2 separate regions of the Mus musculus genome follow, and region 2 is linked to region 1. The links are chromatin contacts, found by POLR2A ChIA-PET in ENCODE. All regions are on one chromosome and are shown on one strand. Each heading gives the region's core, a stretch centred on a gene start or an enhancer-like site at or near the end of the contact. The rest is flanking DNA. Distances are from core to core; before and after follow the strand shown.

Region 1 (7,045 bases), core at 2,390-4,889:
TTGGGTGAGGGCACACACACCATGGTATGAATGTGGAAGTCAGAGGATAACTTGTGGGAGTCTCCTTCCACCATGTGGGTTTGTGGGATCCAATTCAGGTTTTCTGACTTGGCAGCAAGTGCCTTTTCTTGCTAAGCCATCTTATTTTTCCTGTTTTCTTTTTCTTTCGCTTTCCTTTCCATTTTTTTTTTAAATCTTCTTTTTTTTTAATTTATTTTATTTTTATTATATGTAAGTACACTGTAGCTGTCTTCAGACACTCCAGAAGAGGGAGTCAGATCTCATTAAGGATGGTTGTGAGCCACCATGTGGTTGCTGGGATTTGAACTCAGGACCTTCGGAAGAGCAGTTGGGTGCTCTTACCCACTGAGCCATCTCTCCAGCCCCTCCTTTCCATTTTTTAAAAAAATATTTATTTATTATTATACATAAGTACACTGTAGCTGTCTTCAGACACACCAGAAGAGGGCATCAGATCTCATTACAGATGGTTGTGAGCCACCATGTGGTCCTGGGATTTGAATTCAGGACCTTTGGAAGAGCAGTCAGTGTTCTTGCCTGCTGAGCCATCTCGCCAGCTCCCTGTTTTCAAAAGTATAAAAATTACAAATAACTATATGGAAAGCCTTTAGGGGTTTTCTTCTGGGAGATCAAGGTTTGGAGGAGACAGAAACATAGGGCCAATAGGTCATAGCAGGTGCTCTTCCACCAGATTTGGGGCTCATCTCCTAGCAGGAAGGATCCAGATAGCCTGTCCTGTCCTAAATGGCATAGCATGAACGGGCAGTAGTTGATCGCTTCCAGGGCTCAGTTCACATTTTCTTCTGAGTGGCTCAAAGAGCGAAGATGCCTGCTAAAATGGGTCTTTATATCTAGAAGGGAGAGTTTGCCAAGAGTGCCTGACTTGGAACAGGGCAGAGCTCCAAATGTATTGAGTTTGCCTCTAGCTCTTGCCAAAGTTGTATCAGGCTCTTTTCAAAGCCATTTCATTCCATTTCACCAGCACTGTAGGTCACACACACACACAGTGGTACTTTGGGCTTTTGTAATCAGAAAACAGAAATGCCATGCTGCCCCAGCAGGGATCCCTTACGGTGCTGAAGTCAGATGAGCCTCGCCTTGGCAGAGAGCCCCTTCTGGTGTGGTGGAGGATTGAAGAAGAGCCTTCCTTGAGTCCTAGTGTAAACAGCCCTGCTGGGAATCAATTAGCCAATGCACAGCTCTGTGGAAGAGCCTGGTGGGTTCTTCTTCCTTTCCACATTTCCAGTGCACCCCAAAGCATAGGATCAACTGTGTTCTAGGTGACAAAAGGGTTACCTCTGACCCCCTCACCTCCATCACCCTCTCATTTGCTCCTTCACCTGCCTTCCTCCTGTGTTTCTTGTAGATATTTTGTAATTTCCTGCTTATTTCAGCTATAGCGTTCCTTGTATATATTTTGATATTTTGTTTGTTTATTCTTTTGTTTCAGATAGGGTTTCATGTAGCCCAGGTTGGCCTTAAACTCCTAAAGTAGCCCAGGATGACCTTGAGTGCCTGAGCCTTCTGCCTCTACTTCCTGAGTTGTGGGATTACAGAGATATAGCACAATTCCAAGAATGTTTTTCTTGTTCTTATTCTCATTCTTGCTCTCCCTGTTTATCTCTCCTTTCCTGCCTCCCTCTCTACCTCCCCCTCCCCATCTCTCAAGAAATGGACATTTCTCCTAAACTCTCAGGCTCAAGTCATTCTCCTGCTGCAGCTTTGAGTAGCTGCGACTACAGATTCATGTCATTATGTCCTGCTGCGTATGTCTTTGCCTGGTGCCTTTTTTTAATTAGATATTTTCTTTATTTGCATTTCAAATGTTATCCCCTTTCCTAGTTTCCCCTCTGAAAGTCCCCATCCCCTCCCCCTTCCCCCTGCTCTCCAATCCTCCCACTCCCATTCCTGGTCCTGGGTGCCTGGTACTTTCAATGTCTAAGCATTCCATTATCCATACACAGGTTTGTCTATTGGAGTCTCCATTTTAACGGTTTGAATAAAGTGTAGAAATCTTACCTCTTTTAGTAACTTAACACTCTCCCATTTATAATGTAATTATGTTAATGATTTCCTCCATACATTAAGAACTACAAAAGCCTGTGCTGTAACTATTGCTTTAACTGTTAAACATGATTTTAAAAGGCCAAGATGAGGAAACATTGTCTACTGTATTTATCTTCCCTTTTACTCTGTCATTCTTCCTTCCTTCCTGATAGCCAAGACTTCTCTGTCATTTATGTTTATCAAGATTATCATGGTTCTTATTTGCTACGCTGGGAAATCAAACCCAGGGTCCCTCCTCTCTCAGACTGTTAAGTGTGGCATATGAGACCCACCATGCCTGACTAAATTTCTCTTCAGCACTTGAGAAACATGGCAGTTTTCTTCCACTGTTTTTGCTTTCTCCTATTTTTTCTCTTTAGAGAACATGTTTTCCTCTGGGTGCTTAGGTTAGTTTCTATTAACTTTCAGAAGCTTGGCTCTGATAAACCACAGGTTTTTGTTGTTGTTTATCCTGCTTAAAAATTTCTCAGGTTTGCCCTACAGTGGTGGTGAATATGTTCAATCCCCGCACTTGAGGCGGAGGCAGGCTGGATTTCTGTGAGTTCGAGGCCAGCCTGGTCTACAAACAAGAGCGAGTTCCAGGACAGCCAGAGCTACAGAAAAACTATGTCCCAAAAAACAACAGACACACATATTCTGCATCTATATGTTTATGCCTTTTGGGCAAATTTCAGAACATTTTAGGCATTCATTCTTTGATTACTACTTTAATTTCATCTTTCTCTCTTGAAACTCTTATGATCAAAAACTTAGATTTTTAATATATTATCTTCCATGTCCCTGAAGGGCTATTCTTTTTTTCCAGTCTACTTTCTTTCCTTGCTTAAATAGAGTAAATTCTATTCTAATCGGATCAATTCTGATTTTCCCCCTAGACTTTTAGATTCTGCTATTGAGTCTAATTTTTTTTTTTGCCTGTAAGCTATTGTAATTTTCAGTTCAAAAAATTTTGAGTTTTGAGACTTTCCTCCCCATTTGTTTCAAACAAACATGCTTACAAAAAAGGGCTACAAATGACAGCTGTTTTTAAATCCTTGCCAGTTGATTCTAACAATCCTGTCACCTTAGTGAATTGTCGTTTCCCACTCAAGCTGAGAATTCCCCGATTCTCAGTATGGAGAGTATGTTTCAAAAACTGACGTTATATTAGTTAAATACTATGTTTCAGCAAGTCTCTCCTACGCAGCTCAAACTAACCAGCTACAGGCAAGGAAGGGTTAAGTTCCAGATTCCGAGAGCCGCGTTTGCTGACGTGTGCGCACGCGCACGCTCGCACCTGCGCCTGCGCTCCTGGACTACGTGTGACTGCCTGGCGGGGCGGGGCTGGCGGGGCAGGGCGGGGTGGGACAGGATGCTGGCTCCATTCTAGGCCGCTAACCGCCAGTCGCCTTGCGCTCTGTGGCGCCTCCACATTGCCTCCAGTAATCTGGCGGTAGCTAGGAACTCGTCAGCGCTGCAAGGGGGGTGAAAGTTCAGACCCCTGGCTGGGTGACGTCGGCGGAGGGGGCGGGACGCCTCGGATCTTCTTGGAGGAGGGGAAAGTCCGGGCTGTTTCAGCAGAGCCAAGGAATGGGAGGCGCCCTAGCCTCCCCGCAGGCCACAGCGCTGGGACTCCTGCCTTCCCTGCTATCTCCCTGAGGCAAGGGGTGTGTGGGAATGTCTCTTTACTGTTAGAAGGCTCGAGCTTTTCCTGCTTAAGGGTGGGGCCACACAGACTTTTGAGATTTTTTTACCCCCTTGTAGTGTTTGGCTGAAATGGAGCTGTCATTGTGCAGAAGTTTTCTGTCTAGATAGAAAAATCAGACTTTTCTTGCAGGGTGGGATTTTTGTTTATTTTGTTTTTCATTTCTCTCTCTGTGCCTGCTCTTTCTGGGGTGCTGGCTTCTCCAAAACCAGTTTGGAAGGTATGGAAACCCACGGTCATGTGTTCATCAGGTCCGGTAGCCCTCAATAGCTCTGCTTTTCACCTCCACCTTATTTTATATCGAAATTAGGCATTTTGGGTGTTCTTAGTGGTACTGGGGAAAGTGCATTTTACTCCATTTTTCTAGAAGCCCAGGGCCTAACAGTATTTTTTTTCATACGTCATCACAACCATGAAAGGATGTGTGCGGGCTTGGTAGGCCTTTTCAACTGAATGGGAATCCATAAATGAATAGGTCAATAGGAAGACATTTTAGAAAATCAGGTTCTTGGTTGGTTTTTTATTTTATTTTATTTCATTTTTTTTTGTCTTTAAAAAAATTTTGAAAAGATATATCCCTGCCAACCATGTTGTTTCCCTGCTTTCAATAGCATGTAAGAGGAAAGAAGCACTGTTTCAGGGGAAGGACAATAAAGTCAGTTCTGGGAGTTTCTATGGTTTTACTGAGGTGCGATTACTTTATAAGGATGTGTATATATTTAAAATATATGATTGCATAGAACACACATGCACGCACGCACCACTACAGCATCGCCACAACCGAAACTGTGACCAAATCTATCACCACAAAAATTTCCTAATTTTCCTTTCAAATTCCTCCCTTATCCTCACCCCAGGCAACCAGGGCTCAGGCTTTTTTTTCTTTTTTCTTTTTTCTTTCTTTCTTTTTTTTTTTTTTTTTTTTGGCTCAAGCTCTTGCCTGGTAGCCCAGGCTGGCCTCCAACTCTCTGTCTTCAGGGTTCAGCCTCCTAGGTGCTGGGATTACAGGCTTGCCATATCACACCCATGTTACTGATCTACTTCTTATCACAAAATAAATTTGTTTAGAATTTTGTAGTAATAATTATTGACTGGCTTCTTTCACACATGATAACTCACTTGCAATTCATCCATATTACTATACCTATAGATAGTTTTTCTCCCTTTTTAAAGATTGCCCTGTATGGCTGTATGACAACATGGCTATCCTTTCATTTGTTGATGGACATTCCAGTTCTTCCCAATTTGGGGCTGTTATAAATAAAGTGACTCTGAACATTCATATTCAACTCTTTCATGTAGATATATGCTTTCTTTGCTTGTGGCCAAATACATAGGAATAAAATGGCTGGATCATAAAATAGGCACATGTTTAATATTTTTCTCTCCTTTTCCCTTTCTGTATACAGGTTGGAGGTTAGCACGGAGTGTTTCTCAATCATTTTCCACCTTACATTTTAAGACATGGTGTGTCACTGAACCTGGAACTCACCAACTCTGCTAGACTGGGTAGGTAGCCAGCAATCCCTAGGGACCTCCTAGCTCTCAGCTTGTCCAGGATTTCGATTACATGCATGTATCACCATGCCCAGGTTTGTTATTTCGCTTTGTTTCTTGATGAGGTCTCACTCTGCAGCCCTGGATGCCCTAGTACTCAATAAATAGACCAGGCCTCTGTCTCTGGAGTGCTCTGATTAAAAGCATGTACCACTCATGTCCAGGTTTTTTTACATGGGTCCGGGAACAAACCTGGGTCCTCATTGCTTGCATAGCAACTGCTAAATACTTTACCACATGATTATTTCATTTGGCACATCTCCCAATGATGTATGAGAGTTCCCATTTTTCTGTATCCTTGCCACGCCCTGCACATTTCTTTGCATTTTTTGCCATTCTTATAAGTTAGAGTAGTATCTTATATTTTTACATTTCCCCAATGATAGTAATGATAACAAGTATCATTACCAAGTGCTTTTTGGCAACTTAGGTACCTTCTTCAGCAAAGTGTCTGGGTTCATTCCTTACTAGTGTTTCAGAGTTCTTTATAGATTTTAGACATAAATCTCTTACTAAAGACATGTCTCATCATTTTCAATAACCATATAATCCAGCAGTTCCACTTTCAGGTACAGATACAAAAGAACTGAAAATGAAGAGTCAGAGAAATGGTTTTGTTTTGTTTTTTTGTTTTTGTTTTTTGTTTGTTTGTTTGTTTGTTTTCGAGACAGGGTTTCTCTGTGTAGCCCTGGCTGTCCTGGAACTCACTCTGTAGACCAGGCTGGCCTCGAACTCAGAAATCCACCTGCCTCTGCCTCAGAGAAATGTTTTATAGCATCATTATTTACAGCAAGCTAAGTGCTTATAAATCCATAAATCTCTACAGAAGGTGTGCTGTGGCCATCCAATGGAATACTGTTTCTGTGTTTTTGTTTTTGTTTTTTCTTTTTGAAAGGAAGTTCTGACAATTGCTCTAGCACAGATGAACTTTGAGGGCATTAAGCCCACTGAAATAAGCCAGTGACAAAAAGACAAATGTTGTGATCACACTTAAATAAGGTAAGTAGACTGTCGGTCAAGCAGGTAGGGGCAGAAAGCAGAACGCTAGCCGCTAGGGGATGTGGGGAGGGCAGAATGGGCATTTGTTGTTTAATGGATGTAAAGGTTCAGTTTTGCAAAAGGAAAAGGTGAGGCTGAGGACATTGCTCTCTAGCAGAACGCTCACCTAGCATTTCTGAGACCTGAGTTCAATGTCCAACAGCTCATGCACACACACATGCACAGGAGAAAGAAGGGAAAGAAGCTACCCTTTTACTTAAAAAATGTATTTATTTTTATTTTATGTGTGTGTGCCTGAGCTGCAAGTGCCCACTGAGTGCAGAAGAAAGTGTTGGATCTCCTGAAACTGGAGTTACACGTGCTTGTGAGCCACCTGATGTGCTGAGAGCGGTCCTTAGGCCTCTGCAATAGCAGCAAGTCCTATGTAATGCCTCATAATGACTTTTGTTTAGACAACAAATTATTTTTTTAAGATATTTACACAAATAAAAGATATTTTGAAAATTCTTATAGGGCTCGGGTATGGCTACATAAAGCCATGGGTTCCATCATCAGTGCAAGAAGAAATAAATGAACTTATATTTATCAAATGTATTAAGCATTTCTGGCTTCATTCATTTGTATAGATTCAGCCTGCCATCTGCTATAAATTTTCTTCTACCTGAAGGAAACATGAACATTTCTTGAACTGTAAATGGTCTTCACCACTCTCCAGCC
Region 2 (6,785 bases), core at 2,223-4,722, 240 kb after region 1:
CTCTTATTTGAATGACCCCATATATTTCATTATATTCAAATATAAGCATATATTTGAATGCTTAGCCATCAGGGAGTAGAAGTCTTTGATAGGATTAGAAGGATAAGGAGGTGTGGCCTTGTTGAAGGAAGTGTGTAACTCTGTGTCCATTTGAGGTTTCAAAAGTCAAGCCCAGGGCTGGAGAGATGGCTCAGTGGTTAAGAGCAGTGACTATTCTTCCAAAGGTCCTGAGTTCAAATCCCAGCAACCACATGGTAGCTCACAATCTTCCATAACAAGATCTGACTCCCTCTTCTGAAGTGTCTGAAGACAGCTACAGTGTATTTAAATATAATAAATAAAGAAATAATAAAAAAAGTCAACCCCAGTTCTTTCCCTGCTGCCTTCAGATCATAACATCATAACGCAGAGCTCTCAGCTTCTCCAGCACCATGCCTGCCTCTGCGCCGCCATGCTGCCTACCATGATGATAATGGATTAAGCCTCTGAAACTTTAAGCCAGCCCCAATTAAATGCATTCTTTTATAAAAGTTGCCGTGGTCATAGTGTTTCTTCACAGCAATAGAACACTAAGAAAGCTACTTACAGTAAAAGATGTAAATTGCTCCTTAATAGACCAGTCATTGGGGGGGGGGGGAGGTTTAGCTGCTCTAAGCCTGCACACTATTCCTTTTCAGAGTGAATACGTTGGAAGACGAATCTTTTTTGTTTTTCCATTTTTTTGTACATTTAAAAAAGATTTTTTAAAATTTATTTATGTGTGTACGTATGTTTATGTCTACAGGTGCCTATGGAGGCCAAAACGGTATCAGATCCCCTGGCGCCAGTTACAGGAGGTTGTAAACAGCCTGAGGTGGGTGCTGGAAATGTAACTTGGGTCCTTTGAAAGAACAGTGCATGGCTTTTAACCACTAAGCCATTTTTCCAACACTGAATTTCCTGTACGTTTGGTATTTCAACAATAACTTATTAACAAAACACCCTAGTCATTTGAATTAAGTATACGAAGCAGGGCTAATTGAAAATAGGAACCTGCTGCATATTTGATGGGGGCAGGGATTCCCCCTGACAGTGCCCTGTGGATATAGTCTACATAAGTAAAACAGCCCAGAAGCAGGTTGTCAGTTAACCTCCCCGTGGCAAGCAATTGGAGTGATGCTCAGAATCTCCAGCTCTTGAACAACAGACTCCTATTTGTCTAGATTTATGTGAAAAGGAATCTAAAACAAAACTAAAAACATATCTCACTACTGTGCTTTGTGAATCCTCAAATCTCATAGCAGAAAGGAACCCATCTTAGTTTCTTTGGATTTGCTGCGACAAAACACCATGGTCAAAGCAACGTATAAAATAAAGCATTCAGTTGGGTTTATGCTTTCAGAGGCTTAGAATATATGATGGCAGGACAGCTGAGAGCTCACATCTTGAACCACTAGCAGAAGGTGGGGACACACACACACACACACACAAAGAGGACTGGGATCCAGGAGTCTTTTGAGACTTCAAAACTCACTTCCAGTGACACACCTCCTTCAACAAGGCCATACGTCCTAATTCTCCCTAGACAGTTCTAGCAACTCAGGACCAAGTATTCAAACCTGAATGGGGGAGTGGGAGGGTGTGTGTCTGTGTGCGCGCGCTCGCGCGGGCGCACGCGCCTGCTTGTGCGCAAGCGCGCATGCATACGTGCGCTGGCTCATTCTTCAAACCACCACAGGACGATAGGAATCCTTGGGTCTAATGGTTTTCAAAGGGGCACTATGGAAATATGTGCATCTGAGGGTGCTAATACTGCTGAGGACTACTGGTATGTGGTCAACAGAGCCAGGCGTGCTAGATCAATTCCATATATGAGAGAATTGGTCCACTGGATACCCATGTAGACACAAAACCACATCATCATCTAGGTTGGCTTCAAATGTAGCTGCCATCATTAACTGAAAAGCAACATTCAATTGTTACACAAAATGAATAGTAAAAACAACAGGGGTTTGAAGTCTAGTGGTCTCTTTTATAGAGGAGGAAAATTGAGAACAAAAGCCGAAAAGCAACTTGCCTAGGGATTGTTTTATTGTTTCCGTATCTCTTTAAAAGTTCAGTTTCAATTTTACAAACTGGAAAAGTAGAAGAGTTTGTACAGTAAACTATGTGATGAGAAGTAATTGTTTGAATTCTGGCAGCAGAAGGCCCCTGGTGGGGGGGTTGGGTTTGGGGTTGAGGTGGGGGGGGTGCTGAGTCCTGTGTTTTATTTGTGAAACTGAGGGTCAGAAAGGAGTATCTTTTAGGTAACTTGTGTGCTGCCATTGCCTAAAAGCTGAGGGCTCAATATATTCTTTTGGTTTTGTTGTTTAAGGGTATGTGTTTTTGAAGCTGAGTCTTGGGGGGTGGTCCGCCTAGAAGCGGGGTCCACCAGAATCGGCCCGTTTGATGACAGACCCCTTTTTCCTCCATATTCTGTCTAGTGGAGAGAGAGGCCTGAGGCAAGTTATCTCGGTCAGGGAGACACAGGTTGTGTCCAGTCACACATTCTCGCCTCCCTGGGGTCCCTTACTGTGCCAACAGCCACAGGCTGGTGCCAGGAATGCCACGCGGAAGGACACAGGGGCCTACAATAAGTGACTCTTTCACAAACGAGAGAGGCTCCGGGTCCCGGGAGGGTCCTGGATTGCCGGCTCTAGATTCGCGTGAGATAGTTTTATTGTTCCTTCAGAGTGGGGCTGTGGGAGTGATGCTATCTATAGGCAACGGCGATCTGAAGCCTACAGCAACCCGCACATCCCCTACAGTCCCTGCTCAGATGGACTCGGGTCACCATGCAGCCTTCCACCTTTCTGCTTCTCATTTCTAGTTCCCTTCCCCCTTTCTCCTCCCCGCCCTCCCGCAGTTTTCCCGTCCCTCCCTCCCATTCCCAGCACTAGTCAAGCGAGTTTCCCTTCTTCACAAGATGGCCACCTTGCTGGACACCCACGGTCACGTGATCCCACTGCCCTCCACGCAGAGCCAGGGCTCATTAGTTAGGCCAGACAAAGCCCACTGCATCATCTCCACGCCCGGGGACGGAGAGGAAGGGACGAGTGCTAGAAAGAAGGACGAAAACTGGGTACACAGGGGAGGAGCAGCCAATCAACCTAGTTTAAAGCTTAGGGCCTTAAGGCTAGAGGACGGTCAGCAATCATTTCTCGCGAGATCTCGAGAAAACAGTAAGATTAGGGGACCGGTGGAGACCAGGGGATAGCAAACCCAGGAGAACCAGAACCACATATACCCAAGGCTTCTTTATGAGCCGACGAGGACGCGGGTAACTGGACTGATTAGGAAATCTCACGGGACTCAGCCGAGCAACGCACCGTAAGCAGGCAGAGCTCCTAACGGCAGTGGCCGGCCGCCCGGGAGAGGAGGGCACACGTCTTACGTGCTGACGTAGCAGTCCTCCGAGTCGGTATATAAGGTCGGTGGCCGCGCGGTGCGCTTCAAAGCCGCAGTTCTCCCGTGAGAGGGCCTTTGCGGTAGAGGCAGCCTTTGCTCAGCAGCGGAAGACTCCGATTTCTCGGTACTCTTCAGGGATGAGTCATGTGGCAGTGGAAAATGCGCTCGGGCTGGACCAGCAGGTGAGCCTGAGCCGCGGGGGTCGCTGCATCACTTTGCCCCCTGCCCTAGCCTGCCTTGTGGCGCAGCTCTTTAAGTTCTGCTTTTTGCCTTCCCGTCTCCCTGGACGGCTCGGGCCGGCGGGTGGCCAGTGGCTAGGGGCTCTGGAGGGACTGGATGCTTGCGGGGGGAGTGCTAGAGCCGGTGATTCCTCCGGCTCGGCTCGGTGCGCGGTATTGTCCCTGGCCCGAGCACAATGGCGGCTTTTGTGTCTGTGCGCAGGCGAGCGGAGGGGGAGGGGGCGCGCGCATTCGGGCGCACGCGCGTCCCCTGGTTGATTAGTGACCCGCAGGTGGGGATCGGGGCGGTCGGGGGGGGGAGATTGCCCCGCGTGGCGTGGCGGGGCCCGGGTGGATGGTTTTGGCCCCGGATTTCCGGGGCTTTGGGCTTCCATGGCCCCAGTGGCTGTGGTTTGGAAATTAGGGAGCTGGCGGCGGCGCGCGGGCTGGCCGAGTGGCCCCGCGGCGCTGGAATGTGGGAGGGGGCGCCGCGGGAGGGGGGCTGGCCTCTGCGCGGGCTAATGGCGGCGGCCTCCTTTGTGTGGCGCAGGCCGGCGGTGCTGCGCGGTCGCCCCCCCACCCCCATCCCCATCCCCCCGGGTCTGCCCGCCAGCGGGTTCGCCTGCAAGCCAGCTGGGTTGCTTCGGCCCCGCCGGCCCGGTGCGTCGCGGCAGGGGAGGCCGCGGTTCCCGAGTGGAAAGTTTTGTGACGCAGAAATTTCAGGGCGGATTGGGCGGGGGGAGGAGGGGGAGGGAGGCCAGGGCCGCTGCGTGCGCACTTGCGCCGGGCTTGGCGGTGACGCGAGCCACCCGGCGCGGCCCTTGCTCAGCCTTAGGCTCCAGGAAACGACCGCGCGGCCCGAGCCGGGCACGCCCGCCCTTTACCTGGGCGCAAGGGAGGACCACGCGCCTTGCGAGTGATGGCCCACTCTGGGATCCTCTAGAGGCAAAATGCCCAGAATATGGCAACAGATAACTTGTTGCTGCCATCGAAGTAAAATTGGGAGATTGGTCAGGCCTGGTTTCTGATTACTTAATCGAGACTCCATTTCTAGATTTAGAGGCCAAGGAGATGAGGGTCTGGTGCCTTCTGCCTGACCTATGACCTGCTACAGTAAATCTTCCATGTTGTGACACATTGTAACTTAAGGGACACTGGTAACATTTTCCATTCTAAATGATACTTATACTAAAATGATACTATTGTTGAACTATATTGGAAATTATATTTCCAAGAGCCTTTCATAAGTTGGTAGTGGATTTAACTTCGAAAGCTTAGGAATTCGGAGTGGTTCAAGTTTGTAATGAGTACCAACAGTGCATTTGGCAACTTTGTTGCTTCGATTAATGTCAAATGATTAAAAAAAAAAACCTACGTAGACTAGAGAGATGGCTCATCCGTTAAGAGGACTGGGTTCAATTCCCAGCACCCACGTGGCAGGTCATGCCTGTGTAACTCCAGTTCCAGGAGATCAGACACCCTCACACTGCAGGCAAACCAGAGCACATTTAAAAAACTCGTAAAAAAAAACCAAAACTCAGATTTTAATAAACGCGGCTTTAAACGGTAGTTACAGTATCAAGGCATGGCAACATTTTTTCTAATGACAAAGAGGTTACATCTGCTTTCTGTTTTCAGGGAGCTTAGCGATACTAGTAGTTTGCAAGTATCGGCACAGATTTATCGAGTAACATTTCCTTAAAACGTAACAGTTCCAACTTTCCTGTTTTTTTTTTTTTCTTCCTGTTTTTCAATTGTGGTTTATACTCCTAAATAGATAGTAGTTATATATCGACAATATGTCTCAGTGGGTAAAGGCATCTGCCACCAAGCGTGATGACCACAGCGACCTGAATTTAATCAGCCTGGTCTTTAGTGAGTTTGAGGCTAGCTAGCCAAGGCTACATAGTGAGGGACCCCCCCTCCCACAACACACACACACACCCTCGAGCAGTGTGTAGCATTTTTGTAAAATCTTGTTAACCAGTATAAGGAGATGGGCAGACTTTGGAGGCTAAAGCCAGTAAAATGCCCTTTAGTAAGAACATCAAAGGATATTCATGACTAGTTCTGTGAGTTTACAGTAAATGTGGGAGAACAGGAATTATTCCAGTTTTATTCTGTAGTGCTAAGTGGTGAGTGTATTGATAAAATTGTCTTAGGCAGTATTATCCCAATTTAATACATTTGTGCTGTATTTGAGAGTAAAGGAACTAAATAATACCAAGTATAAAGTTGGTGCTGTTTAGAAAATTTTTAAAAATGGTTAAAATGAATCCTACACTCATAACGTGTGGCTTTTATTTTCAGACAGGGTCTGATTTAGTGCAGGCTACCTATATTGCTGAGAATCTGATCCACCTGCCTCCATTTCTCCAATCCTGGGACTACAGCCATGAATCGTTACACTTTGTACTATACTGGGGATCAAAAATCAGGGCTTGATCCTTCACTATGGGCTAGCACTCTACTAACTGAACTAAGCCTGAGCACCTAGTTAGTGTTTTAAAACCATTTGTTTGGCTGCCCTGACTTCAAACCTCTTAGAAGTTTTTATTTAAAGTATGTGTCTGCCTGTCTGTACCATCTAATGCTTTGCCAGAAGAAAGCAGTGGATCTCTCTCACACACACACATACACACACACCATGCCTGGCTAAAATTCTAAGATTCATCAAAACAAAGTTTTAGTTTCTCAAATAAGGAGCTTTACTATGGAAAATGTTTACAGAACAAATATTGTGAAAGATGGAATTGAATTTGGATCCAGTTTCTGATTTTGTAACTTGCTTTCTGTGGTATTTATAGTGGCACTATTTTGTGTTAGACTCTATACTTTAGTGTGTTCTTGGTCACATTCTAAATTTTATTAATAACTGTGTGGGCTCCAAGAGGCAACTATTTGAACGTGGGGCCAGGAAACAGGAGTATTTTTCTTTGATTTCATTCAACGTTGAAACTAAAAACAGTTTGATTTCCTTATAGTTTGCTGGCCTAGACCTGAACTCTTCAGATAATCAGAGTGGAGGAAGTACAGCAAGCAGTAAGTAAAGCATTTTATGGATGTATCGACAATCAGAACTAGATAGCTTTTCCTTGAATGTTAAGAATTTTTTAACGAATACTGGTAGAATGCACTTTC

Evidence for each region. ChIA-PET counts read pairs that join two places held with the same protein, here RNA polymerase II (POLR2A).
Region 2: POLR2A ChIA-PET joins it to region 1 with 11 read pairs in embryonic stem cell. The contact joins the promoter of Ddx3x here to the promoter of 5730405O15Rik in region 1. POLR2A ChIA-PET finds 5 or more read pairs at or near these places in 3 of 5 experiments (Patski and embryonic stem cell).

What each region holds. Positions count from the first base shown.
Region 1 is chrX:13,038,376-13,045,420 of GRCm38, forward strand. 5730405O15Rik (RIKEN cDNA 5730405O15 gene) reads left to right here and starts at 3,640. Exons shown (of 3, transcript NR_038158.1): 1 at 3,640-3,734; 2 at 5,182-5,281; 3 at 6,229-6,920.
Region 2 is chrX:13,277,550-13,284,334 of GRCm38, forward strand. Ddx3x (DEAD box helicase 3, X-linked) reads left to right here and starts at 3,473. Exons shown (of 17, transcript NM_010028.3): 1 at 3,473-3,608; 2 at 6,629-6,686. The coding sequence starts at 3,564.